2 separate regions of the Homo sapiens genome follow, and region 2 is linked to region 1. Evidence: read pairs that join two places in POLR2A ChIA-PET (ENCODE). Cell type or tissue: IMR-90. All regions are shown on one strand. Each heading gives the region's core, and the rest is flanking DNA. Links, peaks and the distances in the headings are about the cores only.

Region 1 (8,560 bases), core at 1,839-6,838:
CACCTGGGTAATAAGTGCAGATGGAGAAAAGAAGGCCCAAGGCTGATACTGGGGAGAATTCCAGCACTCAGAGGTCCAGTAGGAAAGCAGGAGCCACGAAAGAGATGGGGCTGGAGCTTTTAAGGGGGCAGGAAAAACACCACGACCACACAGCATCCCGGGAGCAGAGTAAAGCGTTCGGAGAACATGGTCAGCACCACGGCCGCGCAGCATCCTGGGAGCAGAGTAAAGCGTTCGGAGAACATGGTCAGCACCACGGCCGCGCAGCATCCTGGGAGCAGAGTAAAGCGTTCGGAGAACATGGTCAGCACCACGACCGCACAGCATCCTGGGAGCAGAGTAAAGTGTTCGGAGAACATGATCAGCACTGCAGCCGCGCAGCATCCTGGGAGCAGAGTAAAGCGTTCGGAGAACACCATCAGCACCGTGACCGCACAGCATCCTGGGAGCAGAGTAAAGCGTTCGGAGAACATGATCAACACCACGACCGCACAGCATCCTGGGAGCAGAGTAAAGCGTTCGGAGAACCTGATCAGCACCACGACCGCACAGCATCCTGGGAGCAGAGTAAAGCGTTCGGAGAACACGATCAGCACCACGACCGCACAGCATCCTGGGAGCAGAGTAAAGCGTTCGGAGAACACGATCAGTACCGCGATCACACAGCGTCCTGGGAGCAGAGTAAAGCGTTCGGAGAACACGATCAGCACCACGACCGCACAGCATCCTGGGAGCAGAGTAAAGTGTTTGGAGAACATGATCAGCACTGCAGCCGCGCAGCATCCTGGGAGCAGAGTAAAGCGTTCGGAGAACATGGTCAGCACCACGACCGCACAGCATCCTGGGAGCAGAGTAAAGTGTTCGGAGAACACGATCAGCACCGCGACCGCACAGCATCCTGGGAGCAGAATAAAGCATTCGGAGAACATGATCAGCACCACGACCGCACAGCATCCTGGGAGCAGAGTAAAGCGTTCGGAGAACATGATCAGCACCGCGATCACACAGCATCCTGGGAGCAGAGTAAAGTGCTCGGAGAACATGATCAACACCACACCGCACAGCATCCTGGGAGCAGAGTAAAGCGTTCGGAGAACATGATCAGCACCACGACCGCAAAGCATCCTGGGAGCAGAGTAAAGCGTTCGGAGAACATGATCAGCACCACGACCGCACAGCATCCTGGGAGCAGAATAAAGTGCTCGGAGAACATGATCAGCACCGCGATCACACAGCATCCTGGGAGCAGAGTAAAGCGTTCGGAGAACATGATCAACACCACACCACACAGCATCCTGGGAGCAGAGTAAAGCGTTCGGAGAACATGATCAGCTGGGCCAGATGTTGCTGGAGGTCAAGGAAGATGGGAAGCCCGGACTGTTGCGTTTGATAAGAGGAAGGTTGTTGGTAAACTTGGCAAGGGCGGTCTCAGTGGTGGGACAACGCCCTGGAATGCGTGGGTTACAGGGAGGAGGAGGTGAGGAAATCAGGGTGGCAACCGCAGATGACTCTTGGAGGGAGCAGAGCAGTGGGAAGTAACTGCAGGGAGACAGGGGTTAAGGGAATGGGCTTTTAAAAAATTAAACTTTTAATTTAAGATAATTGTAGATTCACATGCAGTAGTGAGAAATACAGAAATAGCTCATGCATCCTTTACCCTTTTCTCCCAGTGGTGACAACCTGCAAAACTATAGTCAGGGTCACAGTTAGGATATTGATGTTGATACATCAGTATCAATGATGTTGACACAGTGAAGACGTAGAGCATCTCCATCCCTGCAGGGGTCCCTCCTGCTGCCCTTTTGTGGTCACACCCGCATCTCTCCTGCCCTCGCCCCCTCCTTAATCCCCGGCAACCACTAATCTGTTTGCCATATCTATAATTTAGTCATTTTGAGAATGTTACGTGGACAAAACCACACCAAATGTAACCTTTTGGTACTGGCTGCTTTCACTCAAACAAAATTCTCTGGAGGTTCACCCAGGTGTTGGTAGCATGTTTCCTTTTACTGCCAGGTAGTATTGAGTGGTGCCAGGTGTCAATTTGTGGTGCCAGGTAGTATTCCGTGGTGCCAGGTGGTATTCCGTGGTGCCAGGTGGTATTCCGTGGTGCCAGGTGGTATTCCATGGTGCCAGGTGGTATTCCGTGGTGCCAGGTGGTATTCCATGGTGCCAGGTGGTATTCCATGGTGCCAGGTAGTATTCCGTGGCTCCAGGTGGTATTCCGTGGTGCCAGGTAGTATTCCGTGGCTCCAGGTGGTATTCCGTGGCACCAGGTGGTATTCCGTGGTGCCAGGTAGTATTCCATGGCTCCAGGTGGTATTCCGTGGCTCCAGGTGGTATTCCGTGGTGCCAGGTAGTATTCCGTGGTGCCAGGTGGTATTCCCTGGTGCCAGGTGGTATTCCGTGGTGCCAGGTAGTATTCCGTGCTATGGCTGTACCATGGCTTGTTTAACCGTTCACCTGTGGAAGCTTCCAATTTGGGGTTATTATGAATAGAGTTGCTGTACACATTTTTGTGCAAACATAAGTTTTCATTTCTCTGGGATAAATGCCAAAGAGTGCAAATTTCTAGGTATAGTAGTTGCATGCTTAGTTTTTTAAGAAACCAAAGCTTTTCCAGAGGGCTACACTCTTTTACATTTCCACCAGTGGTGTGTGAATAGTTCAGTTTTTGTGCATTCTGGCCAGTGTTTGGTGGTGACACTTTTTTATTTTAGCCATTCTGATAGGGGTATAGTGACACATCACTGGTTTTAATTCGCATGTCCTAACAGTGAGTGGTGTTGAGCATCTTTCTGGACTTATTTGCCATCTGTGTATCTTTGGTGAAACGTCTCTTCACATCTTTTGCCCATGTTCTGTTTGAATTGTTCTTTATATATTCTAGGAACTGGTTCTTTGTCATATATATGGTTTGCAAATATTTTCTCCTAGTCAGTAGCTTATCTTTTCATACTTTTCACCTGGTCTTTCATGGAACAAATGTTTTTAAAATTTGATCGAGTCCAGTTTATCAATTTATCCTTTTGTGGATTGGGCTTTTGGTGTCAACTGTAAGAACTCTGCCTAGTCCTGAATCCTGAAGATTTTCTTTTTTTTTTTCTAAAAGTTGTATTGTTTTATATTTTACATGTAAGTTTACAATCTATTTTAGGTTAATAAAAGTGTGAGGTTTTTGCCTGCCTGCCTTCCTTCCTTCCTTCTTTCCTTCCTCCCTCCCTTCCTTCCTCCTTCCCTCCCTCCTTCCCTCCCTCTTTCCCCTCCTCCTTCCTTCCCTCCCTCCCTTCCTTCCTGTAGCTCCAACACCCCTTGTTGAAAAGGCTGTATTTCCTCCATTGAATTGCCTTTGTACCTTTGCCAGAAATCAGCTGGACATATTTATGTGGGTCTATTTCAGGTCCACGTGTCTTTCTCTCTGCCAATACCACGTAGTCTTGCTTATTGTAGTTACCTATATGTTTTGAAGTCAGGTTAGACTGATTCTTTCCATGTTATTCAGTTTGGGAGAATTGACATCATTACTATGTTGGATGTTCCATGTCCAATCAGAACATGTTATTTCTCTTCATATATTTAGATCATGTTTGATTTCTTTCATTAGCATTTTGTAGTTTTCAGCATACAATATACATTTTGTTAGATTTGTAGCTATTATGTTTTCTTATTTTCTTTGAATGATTCTAATGTGTTTTGAGCACCCCTGGAGAAACTGGTGTTCTAGTACTAGAGTGTCCAGCAACCCTGCCCTCACAGGGGATGAAAGGAAGCGGACCTTGGTGTTGACAGTGTACCCTTCATGGGATACTTGGATTACTTGGCAGGCAGCCAGTGCCTGGTTGTCCCGCCTGTGACCAGGGGGTTCCTGATACAGGAAGCTTGTTTATACTGGCAGACATCCTTGTGGCTCTTGTCCGACCCGTGTCTGGTTTGTGCCTGACCAGCATTGCAGTGTTGGGAGCCCATCCTAGTTCCCCAGGGAAAACCTGGCCAAGGGTAGCCCTGGTTCTTCAGATGGAAGGCACACATTCAGTCACCACCACAACAGGAAATAAGTTCAACGATGTATTACCTACAGATCGGCAGGGAGGGCACCGTGAGTGGGGAGCGCCATCCTCCCTCCCCAGGTTATCTGAGGCAGTAATGAAGAGTCAGAGAGGTATAGGGGGAGGCAACTGGCCATGCTAGGGAATAGGGTGTGGGTCCCTTTAAATTTGTGGGCGAATGCCTGAATGGTCTGTTTAAAGGAGGCAGCAGAAATGTGTAGTCTGCTAGGTGGGAGAGATGCCTCTAAGTTCTTATCTCTGGCCACGTTTTGGGTGTGGTGTTCTAACACCTAGGCAGCAACCTTTGCTATGTTGTTCCCATTAGAAAATGGTATTGTATTTTAAATTTCAGTGTCCATGTGTTCATTGCTAGTATATAGAAATACAATGGACTTTTGTATGTTGATCTTGATCATTCAACCTTACCAACTCCCTTATTAGTTCTGGGAGATTTTTTTGTAGATTCCTTGGGATCTTCTATGTTGATAATCATACAATTTGCAAACAGAAACAGTTTATTTCTTCTTTTGGATCTGCTTTTTTTTTTATTGTGCTAAAATACCGATAACATAAAATTTACCATCGTAACCATTTTTTTTTTTTTGAGATGGAGTCTTGCTCTGTCGCCCAGGCTGGAGTGCAGTGGTGCAATCTCGGCTCACTGCAAGCTCCCCCTCCCAGGTTCATGCCATTCTCCTACCTCAGCCTCCGGAGTAGCTGGGACTACAGGCACGCGCCACCATGCCCAGCTAAGTTTTGCATTTTTTTTTTTTTTTTTTAGTAGAGACGGGATTTCGCCATGTTGGCCAGGATGGTCTTGATCTCCTGACCTCATGATCCGCCCACCTCGGCCTTCCAAATTGCTGGGATTACAGGCGTGAGCCACTGTACCTGGCTTCCTTTTTTCCTTTCTTTTTTTTTTTTTTTTTTGAGACGGAGTCTCACTCTGTCGCCCAGGCTGGAGTATAGTGGCACTATCTTGGCTCACTTGCAAGCTCTGCCCCCTGGATTCAAGCGATTCTCCTGCCTCAGCCTCCCGAGTAGCTGGGATTACAGGCACCTGCCACAGTGCCCAGCTAATTTTTGTATTTTTAGTAGAGATGGGGTTTCACTATCTTGGCCAGGCTGGTCTTGAACTCCTGACCTCGTGATCCACCTGCCTCAGCCTCCCAAAGTGCTGGGATTACAGGTGTAAGCCACTGCGCCCAGCCACCTCCTTCCTTCTTAAGGCTGAGTAATATTCCATTGTATGACATTTTGCTTATCCATTCCTCTGTCAATGGACCATTGGGTTGCTTCCATGTTTTAACTCTTACGAAGAGTGCTGCCATGAACATGGTTGTATAAATATCTCTTTGAGACCTTGCTTTCAATTCTTTTGGGTATATACCCAGAAGTGGAATTGAGGGATCATATGATAATTACATTTTTAAGTTCATGAGGAACTGCTGTATCGTTTTGCACAATAGTTGTACCATTTGACATTCCCACCTTTTGGTGGGAATACACATGCATTTCCATTTCTGCACATCCTCACCAATACTTGTTAATTTCTGTGTTTTTGATAGTAGCCATTTTAATGTATGTGAGGTGGTATCTGCTTGTAGTTTTGATTTGCATTTCTTTAATGATTAGTGATGTTGAGCATTTTTTCTTGCACTTATTGGCCATTTGCATGTCTTCTTTGAAGAAATGTCTGTTGGAGTTCCTTGCCCATTTTTGAATCTGTTGTTTTGGTTGTTGTTGAGTTTTAGGCATTCTCTGTATATTCTGAGTATAATCCTTTTCAGATATATGATTTACGATTTTCTCCCATTCTATGTGTGCCCTTTTTACTGAATTGATGGTGTCATTTGATGCACAACATTTTAAAATTTTCATGCAGTCTAGTTTGTCTGTTTTTTCTTTTGTTGCCTTTACCTTTGATGTCATATCCAAGAAGTCGCTGTCAAATCTAATATTGTGAAGCTTTTGACCTATGTTTTCTTTTAAGAGTTTTACTTTTTTTAGGTCTCACATTCAGGTCTTTGATCCATTTTTTATTTAATTTTTGTATATGGTGTTAGATAAGGATCCAGCTTTCTTCTTCTTTTTTTTTTTTTTTGAGACAGAGTTTTGTTCTTGTTGCCCAGGCTGGAGTGCAATGGAACCCGCCTCCTGGGTTCAAGTGATTCTCCTGCCTCAGCCTCCTGAGTAGCTGGGATTACAGGCATCTGCCATTACGCCTGTCTAATTTTTGTATTTTTAGTAGAGACGGGGTTTCTCCATGTTGGTCAGACTGGTCTTGAACTCCCGACCTCAGGTGATCCGCCCACCTCGGATTTGCTGAAAAGACTGTCCTTTTACCATAAAATGGTCTTGACGCTCTTGTCAAAAATCATTTGGCCATATATGCAAGAGTTTATTTTGGGACTCTGTATTCTATCCCCTTGGTCTGCGTATCTCGATCTATGTGCGTAGCCTTATGGCACTGGCTAGAAACTTCAGCATTATGTTGAGTAAGAATGGCGAGAGCTGACATATTTGCCATGCTCCCAATCTTAGGAAAAAGCATTTGATCTATCACAATTAAGTATAATGTTAGCTGTACGGTTGAGTTGTTGTTTTTTCTTTTGAGGTAGATGCTGTTTATCAAGTTGGGGCAGTTCTACTCTATTCTATTCTTACTTTTCTGAGAGTTTTTGTTTTGAATGGGTGTTGAATTTTGTCACATGTGTTTTCTGCACTGATATGATCATGTGAGTTTTCTTCTTTAGTCTGTTAATATGGTGAATTACATTGATTTTTGAATATTGAACCAGCCTTGCATTCCCAGAATAAATCCCACATGGTCATGGTACCTAATTCTCTTTATGTGTTGCTGAATTGTATTTGTTAGCATTTTTACTAAGGAGTCTTACACTTATATTCATGAGGGATTTTGATCTGTAATTTTCTTGTCTTTTTTTGTTGTTGTTGTTGAGACGGAGTCTTGCTGTGTCACCAGGCTGGTGTGCAGTGTTGTGATCTTGGCTCACTGCAATCTCCGCCTCCAAGGTTCAAGGGATTCCCCTGCCTTAGCCTCCCAAGTAGGTGGGACTACAGGCACCCACCACCACGCCTGGCTAATTTTTTGTATTTTAGTAGAGACAGTGTTTCACCATGTTGGCCTGGATGGTCTCGATCTCTTGACTTTGTGATCTGCCTGCTTCAACCTCCCAAAGTGCTGGGATTACAGGCGTGAGCCCCACCGTGCCTGGCCTATGATTTTCCTTTTTTTGTATTGCCTTTGTCTGGTTTTGGTATCAAGGTAACACAAGCTTCATAAAATAAATCAGGAAGTATTTATTCCTCCTCTGTTTTCTGGAAGAGATTGTATAGAAATGTGTTATGTCTTTTAAAAACGTTTGGTAGGATTCTACTGTGAAACTCTCTGGGCTTAGAAATTTCTTTTTGGAGATCTTTTTTTTAAATAACACTTTTGCTGCAATATAATCTGTGTACCATAAAATTCACCATTTTAAAGTTTACAGTTTACAGTTCAGAGTTTTTTGTATGTTCAAAAAGTTGTGCAGCCATCATTGTTATCTAATTTTAAGCATTTTCATTAACCAAAAAAGAAGCCCTGTATCCATGAGCCATCAGTCCCTATTTCCTTATTCCCACAGCCTCTGGCAAGCACTAACCTTTCTGTCTCTGTAGATTTGTCTATTCCAGACATTTTATATAAATGGAATCATACAATCGGTGGCCTTTTGTGTTTTTACATCCACGATGAAGCAAGTATTGGTATTTTTTTGTCAAGTATGATTTTGTTGTGTATTTATAGCATATTTTATTTATATTTCATGAGTTGATGGACATTTAGATATTTCCACTTTTAAAAATTATGACTAATGCTGCTATGAACATTCTTGCACAAGTTTTTGCAAGGAATATGTTTTCATTTCTCTTGGGTATGGACCTAGGATTGGAATTACTGGATCATAGAACTCTGTGTTTAACCATTTGAGGAACCACCAAACTGTTTTCCATAGTGGCAGTACCATTTTATATTTATACCAGCAGTGCACAAGGGCTCCAGTTTCTCTGCATCCTTACCAGCATTTGTTGTCTGTCTGAAATTTTAACCATCAGGCCAGGAGTGGTGGTTTATGCCTATAATCCCAGCACTTTGGGAGGCTGAGGTGGGAGGATCACTTGAGCCCAAGAATTTGAGACCAGCCTGGGCACCATAGCAAGACCCTGTCTCTACAAAAACATTAAAAAGTTAGCCAGGCATGGTGGTGTGTGCCTGTAGTTCCAGCTACTCGGGAGACTGAGGTGGGAGGATCACTTGAGCCCAGGAGCTGGAGGCTGCAGTGAGCCAGGATAGCGCCACTGCACTCTAGCCTGTGTAACAGAGGGAGACCCTGTCTTTAAAACAGTAATAATAAAACTAAAAAATAAGACAATTTTCACCATCTTAGTGGGCATGAAGTGGTATTTCTGTTCAGTTTTGACTTGCATTTCTAAAGTGACTTATTTTTATTTTT
Region 2 (7,116 bases), core at 330-5,329, 170 kb before region 1:
GTAGTTTCCTTCTGGCCAATGTAGTGGACGTTGACTTCACTGTTGTTGTTTTTAATTTAATTTTTTTTTTTTGAGACAGGATCTGGTTCTGTTACCCAGGCTGGAGCGCAGTGGCACGATCTCAGCTCACTGCAGCTTCCACCTTCTGGGCTCAGGCGATCATCCTACCTCATCTCCCCAAGAAGCTGGGACTATAGGCGTGTGCCATCATGCCCAGCTTATTTTTTTGTGTTTTTTTGGTAGAGATGGGGTTTTGCTATGTTGGCCAGGCTGGTCTCGAACTCCTGAGCTCAAGCGATCTGCCCGTTTTGGCCTCCCAAAGTGCTGGGATTACAGGTGTGAGCCACTGCGCCCGGCCCCAACTTCATTGTTGAATGTTGAACCGAGGTGAATCATTTGCTGCCCGCATGGGTGACTGGAACCTGTGGCCTGCATGGGCAGCTCCCACGTTGTGTGCAGGAAGCGGCCCCTCAGTGAGGCACCTGTGCCTCGGTCAGAGTCCCCTGTTCCAGAGGAACTTTGTGAATCACAACGTGAATGTAGGAAGGAAATCTCCTCAAACCCAGAAGGGATGCAGCAGGTTTAGGGTGCCAAGGGCCGTTTTTGTTTCCAGCTTAACCGAGGTGCACCTGGCATCCAATAAAATGCACAGAAATAAATTACACAATTTGACAAGTTTTAACATGCTTATGACCTTGAATCCATCACCACAGTCAGATGATCAGTGCCATGAGCTCCTCTGTCACCCCGGGTCCCTCCTGCCCTTTGATAACCTGGCCCCTTCCCTGCCTCCCTTCCCTGCTCCCAGGCAGCCCCTGGTCTGCTCTGTTTCCATGTATTGGTTAGTGTTCTGTAGAATTTTATATAGATGGAACTGTGTGGTTGTTTTTCATCTGGCTTCTCTGAGTATAATTGTTTTGAGTTGCCAGGCTGTCGAATGGCCAGGAGTTTGTTTCTGTCCATTGCTGAGAAGTGTCCCATTGTGTGGCTGCCCCACAGTCTTATCTGTCCATTCATCCGTCCATGGGCTTTGGGCTCTTTCCAGCCTTGGCTGCTAGAAATTAAGTGGCCGTGAACATTTGTGTGCAAATCTTTTTTGAACAGGTGCTTCCCTAGATCTTGGTTAGGTATCTGGGAGTGGAATGGCTGAGTAGAGTGGCGTGTGTTCAGCTCTTCAGGAAGCTGCCAAGCTGTTTTCCAAGCACTCGTCCTGTTTTAGGTCCAGACAACACACAAGCATTCCAGTTCCCCTCTGTCCACGCCAGCACTTGTTAGGGTTAGTCTTTTTAATTCCAGTGGATCTGTGGGTGTGCAGTGGTGTTTTACTGTAGTTTCAATGCTGTTACCTAATGAGTAATGAGATTGTACATTTTAGCCTTCATTTAGTTTTTTTGAAACGTGTCTGTTCACATCTTTTGCTCACTTTTAAAATCTGGTTGTTTTTCTTCTCATTGGGTTAAAAGAGTTTTTAACATATTCTGGAGACAAGTCTTTTATCAGGTGGATGTTTTGCATGTATTTGTACCTAGTCTCTGACCTGCCTTTTCATTTTCCTAATGCTGTATTTAGAAGAGCAAACGTTTTTAAGGTTTTCTTGAAGTCCAAGTTACGAGTTATTTTACTTGGGGGGTTCATGCTTTTGTGCTCTAAGAAATCTTTGACAGACCCAGGTCACAGAGGTTTTGTCCCTTGTTTTCTTCTTGGCATCTGCAGGCTCCGCGCTTGCCTGTCGGTTCATTTTGCACTGATGTTTGAGTGAGCTGTGGCGCAGGCCCCTTCTTGGCAGTGGGTGTGCAGCTGCCATAGGCACTGCTGCTTGAGTTGATTTTTCTCCACCTGTTGACATTCAGTGTGTGGGCTGTTCCTGGACATTCTGGTCTGTTTCATTTATTTATTTGTTTATCCTTATACCAGTGTCACCGAGTGGCAGCACTTTGTTCTTATTCACAGTGATTTTGGCTAATCTAGATTCCCCAATGTAGAGTACCTCTGTTAACTGGATGTTGGGGAGGCGTCATCCCCTGAAAAGAGAGGGTTGCGGGAGACCTGGGGCGTGAGGCAGTCACCATGGAGGCTCCTGGCGTTTGAGGGTGGAGGACGTGTGAGCCCCCCGGGAGCTGCATGTGGTGCTTCAGTTACGTTTCTCTTCACCTCAGTTTATTGATTCAGATCATAACACCAGATGTGGCTTTTACTGTTGGCCAACAAAAGCATTTTAGAGCCAAGACTAAAAGTTGTTTTTGGGGTAGAGATTTCATCTTTGTCATCTTGGCTGTAATGTGCAAAATGTGTGCTTTTAAATATTCACAGAGGAGTTTGAATTTTATTTCTTTATGAATTTTTTATTTAAATCTTCTTTTCGTTTAAAACTATACAAAGTGTACTCCTGTTCTTCAAGTTGATGATGGTGATTTCTCAAAGGTGGTTGACTTTTCCTGTCTGTCTAAGATCTAGGTGGAGCATGTGGCTTGAATGAAAAGACTGGTTACCATACCTCTCTGTGCTAGTGTTCATTTATTTCCAGTCATTGAAATAAGATTGGTGACTAGTCCCTAGAAGCTTGGCTGTGAAATGTGACCATCTGCCCTTGGCCGGAGTTAGATATTACCTGGTACAGGTACACACTTTCATAGGCCTCCTCAGTGAATGCCCTTGTGATTACAAACACCCAATTTTATATATCTTTCTCCGGCCCTCCTGGGAAGTGTGGACAGGCTGGCCTGGCCACCACTCGTGTGTCCTTGAGGGCAGGGAAGCCCACAGAAGTGTTTGCACCCCCCACTGCCCTCGCTGCCAGCCAGGGGACACCGGTCCTTCTCACAGCACCCTGCTCCCTGGCACCTTCTGTGGGTGTCGTGAGCCTCCCGTGTTTACTGGAGTCGACACTGATCCTTTCCGGGAGCCTCCCTGGATTTCAGCCAGGACGCCCGGGAGGTCATTGCTTTCTCTCTGACACAGATTTGCCTGCAACATGGCACCTTGGGCCATCTCTTTAGCTACTTTACATCTGATCTTTCAAATCTGCAAGTTAGATTTTTCTGTTTTATTTAAAAATAATCTACAACATATGACTACCATGTTTTTATCTGTTTCTTTGATCATTTGATAGCTTTTATGTAGTTGGTGTAGTTACAGAGAAAGATGTGCTGACATGTTGGTGCCTTTGTTTTTGTCTATACAGCTTCTCTCCTCCCCCATGAATATTATGTCTAAAAGGGGGAATTAGCAAAATAATATGCGGGAGAGAAAATGATAGTGAAACTGGAATGGTCTAAACCATAGTGGGTTTCAACTTGTGGTTTTGAATGGATTAATTAGAAGTAGTCCATTTCCTGGGGCCCCAGCCTTGCTGCCCTGTGCGTCTGGGTGGGTGCGGCCGCCTGGGTGCGTGGTGTCTGATGTGTGTGCCTTTCATACCTAGGTTCTGAGTCGTATAAGTCATCTGCAGGAAGCGCTGAGCAGACGGCACCAGGAGACAGCACAGGGTACATGGAAGTTTCTCTGGACTCCCTGGATCTCCGAGTCAAAGGAATTCTGTCTTCACAAGCAGAAGGTGAATGTGGTGGTGTAACTTAGACCGGGCACCATCTTGGTCCTTTGTCTTCTGGGCTCCTTCCTCTGTATTAGCATGATGCCCCTTGGTGGACACTAGTAGAAGATCGGGTTAACTGCATCACTTCCAGCTGAGGTGTAGACAGGATGGGGTGCGTTTGCTGTGTCCCGGTGTTCAAGTGAAGAAAGAGACATTACGGAAACCCTCTAAGAGTCAACTGGCGAAGCCCAAGCATGGCCCAGCGTGGCGGTCATCTCCCTCCGTGGGTCAGGCGTGCTCCGTGGAGGATTGCCCACGGCCAGACGCCCTCCCTGGTGGCATCTCAGGACACACGGGGACGTACTGTTGAATAAGGTGTCTCTGATTGGCTGAAATATGTCCCTGGTCAGTGTTGAGCTGAGAGTTCTGACATACGTTCTGTAATGGAATATTCGTATTTAGTGTATTTTTGTACCTCTAAATCACAGGTGAATCAGCAGCTTCTGTTGGGAGTTGTTGTGCCAGAAGTTGTCCGTTCTCACACTTTCTATCAGTTTTTTCTCTTTTTAAGCAACTTAGAAACCTTATATGAGTGAAAAGTAGCTAATACCTATTTGATTATTTGGGAAGATTTATTCGAAGCATGATGTGGAGGAAATGCAAATCTTATTTACATTCCCCACAGATCTTACTGGTGTGGCATTGCAGACCACTGCAGGGGGCTTAATGGGCCATTTAAAAATGACAAATAGCTAGCTTTTTAGGGTTTTGAACACTGAGGGAGGTTTGAGTCACCTATGTAATTCACCTAGGAAATCACATCTTTAGCTTAAGATAGAAATCTTAGGCTAGTCCGGCTGGGCGCGGTGGCTCACACCTGTAATCCCAGCACTTTGGGAGGCCGAGGTGGGCAGATCACGAGGTCAGGAGATCGAGACCATCCTGGCTGACATGATGAAACCCCGTCTCTACTAAAAATACAAAAAATTAGCCGGGCGTAGTGGCGGGCGCCTATAGTCCCAGCTACTCGGGAGGCTGAGGCAGGAGAATGGTGTGAACCCAGGAAGCAGAGCTTGCAATGAGCCGAGATGGCACCACTGCACTCCAGCCTGGGCGACAGCGAGACTCCGTCTCAATTAAAAAAAAAACAAAAAACAACAACAGCAGCAACAACAACAAAAGAAATCTTAGCCTAGTCCGTCATGGAAACGATGATATTTTTTCCTCTTCTTGCACCAAATGGAGCAGAACCCCCTCAAGCATCACGAAGTCCTTCGCATGGTCACCCCATGCTTTCCGAGTATAACACTGGGTGTTTCAGTTCTCTAAACTTGCTTTTAGATTTGGAGGTCTCAGGAAGTTACTTGGTTTTAAGGAGTAAATAGTATTTCATTTTGTCAAATCGACTCCTGCTGTGGTGGCCTTGGGCATGCTGAGTGGCAGGAGACCGGGAGCTGGCACATGAAGGCCGTTCCACCTGTCAGTGTGCGCCTGCTGTCTCTGGTGAGGTCGGGGGAAGGTAGCTCTAAAGGAAGGATGGTGCCGAGCATCAGGGCCAAAGGGCGAGAGCCAACACAAAGCCGGAGGAGAAATGGCAGGGAGTAGAGGCTCCTCAGCTTGTGTGACATTTTGTAAACTGCCTCCCAGAATTGATTTCCCTGTGTTTGATCAGCGCCGATTGGTCAGTCAGCGATTGGCCTGTTCAGTCATGCTCTTGATGTAGATCATCAGTGTGTAGAAGAGACAGGCGGTGCGCCCACTGTGCTGGTGCTGGCCGTGTGGCCCGGGACCCCAGAGGGAGGCAGTGGTCAAGTGGCGCTGGATGGCGTCTGGGGCTCTGGGAGACCTGGGTGGTGTGTGTTTCAGATGGGACAGGCGCCATCGGCCTGTGGAGTGTGCTGAGCGGGTCAGTGGGGGCAGGTGATGCCGCTGGTTGTGGGTCAGGGGGTCCAGGCTTGAGCCTTGGGCCAAGGAGAATATGAAGATGAGAAGTCCTCTCCGTATGCATTCGTCTCTTTCCCCGTTGCCTTGCTCTTGGGCCTGCCTTATTGAGGCTGAATGGCGATGTCACCCAGCAGCAACAGGAGGCAGAGGGTCTGAGCCTGGGAGGGGCCAGGAGTCGGTAACCATGGCAACGTGGGCTAGGGCGGGAGAGGCAGAGCTTGGCGGAGGTTGATTGCTTGAGGCTTGCTTCAGTCAGTTCGTTTGATGTCCCTGGTAGTTCCACTGTGGGAACAGAAACACTCCACCTCCACGGAGGTGTCTGAGCCACTGCATTGTTATCCAAGCGTGTAGGCCCTGGGTTCTTACCTATCTCACTGCAGCCTCTTGGCTGCTGTTGGCCAGTGCTGTGGTAGGACAGTTATCTCACAGCGTTGTGGGGTTTGTGTGTGTTTTCTCCTTTTAAAAATCAGGTTGCTGAGCAGGATCATCTCAGAGACCCCCCCAGCTTTAAACTTGTAGTGATTTGAATTCAAGTTTCACTTCATCGTTTTCCTGGTCTTTAGGGGTTTGGGTGATCCAGAGGCGAGGCTGGGACCTCGGGCAGCACATGATTAGGAAGTGCCTCCTGCACAGAGTCCTTGACGGCAGCGTGGACCGTTCACGTGCTTTTTGGCTCTTTGCACAGATTTGGATTCTCTCCTGGCCGTGACCAATATCAGATTCCAAATGGGCTAGAGACAGACAGAAGCGGCTGTGGTGACTCAGCATGGGTGTTGGTAAAAGATGCACTAAGAGGCTGGCAGGGCGGCTCAGGCCTGTAATCCCAGCACTTTGGGAGGCCGAGGTGGGCAGATCACAAGGTCAGGAGATCGAGACCATCCTGGCTAACACAGTGAAACCCCGTCTCTACTGAAATACAAAAAATTAGCCAGGCGTGGTGGCGGGCGCCTGTAGTCCCAGCTACTTGGGAGGCTGAGGCGGGAGAATGGCTTGAACCTGGGGGCAGAGCTTGCAGTGAGCTGAGATCGCACCACTGCACTCCAGCCTGGGCGACAGAGCGAGACTCTGGCTCAGAAAAAATAAAAAGATGCACTAAGGCACAGTGCAGCTTTTAAAGGGTTTCCTTGAGCAGCGATTCATGAACGAGGCAGCTCCAAACCAGAAGCACGTTGGGAGCTGCACTGAGGAAACACGAGGGGAAGGATTTTTAGGGTGAACGTGGGAGTAAAGCCAGGAAAACACCCCACTGGTTCATGACGCAGTTTCCTCGTTTGTTCTGTCCCTGCTGGAAAGTCCCTAGTTCTAGAGATTGGTTGGCTGCTTCTGAATGGTAGAGCTTAAGTTTTATTTTTCTTTACTATAGGCATTTGCCAAAAGTAGCCCAAGATATCCTTTGTTTTCAAATCAAGCAAGGTCAAGATGGCCTCCTTGGCTCAACTGGCTTTGTCTGTTCAAGGATTCTTTAGTCTTGGTCTCCATTTTAATTTACTTTAACACTATATTTTTAGATGTGAAAACAAGAGTTAATGTTTTTTTTTGAGACGGAGTCTCACTCTGTTGCCAGACTGGAGTGCAGTGGCACAATCTCAGCTCACTACAACCTCCGACTCCCTGGTTCAAGTGATTCTCCTGCCTCAGCC

Evidence for each region. ChIA-PET counts read pairs that join two places held together with the same protein. Peaks named below come from ENCODE experiments on the same cell type or tissue, not always from the same donor. Only the 100,000 strongest peaks of a DNase experiment are listed, where the experiment ranks them.
Region 2: POLR2A ChIA-PET joins it to region 1 with 5 read pairs; 2 of 35 experiments call an interaction of 5 or more read pairs at or near these places.

Annotation. Positions count from the first base shown.
Region 1 is chr9:137,921,111-137,929,670 of GRCh38, forward strand. All of the region lies in intron 6 of CACNA1B (calcium voltage-gated channel subunit alpha1 B), which reads left to right. Among named protein-coding and RNA genes, the nearest start is that of CACNA1B-AS1, 22 kb to the right of the region's middle. In IMR-90, for the core only: no CTCF peak of the experiment used is centred there; no DNase peak of the experiment used is centred there.
Region 2 is chr9:137,754,459-137,761,574 of GRCh38, forward strand. EHMT1 (euchromatic histone lysine methyltransferase 1) reads left to right here. Exons shown (of 27, transcript NM_024757.5): 9 at 3,422-3,553. Among named protein-coding and RNA genes, the nearest start is that of MIR602, 80 kb to the right of the region's middle. RefSeq lists enhancers at 3,335-3,836, 3,509-3,728, 4,605-4,774, 6,765-6,914. In IMR-90, for the core only: no CTCF peak of the experiment used is centred there; a DNase peak (open chromatin) is centred at 3,403; H3K27ac peaks cover 624 bases.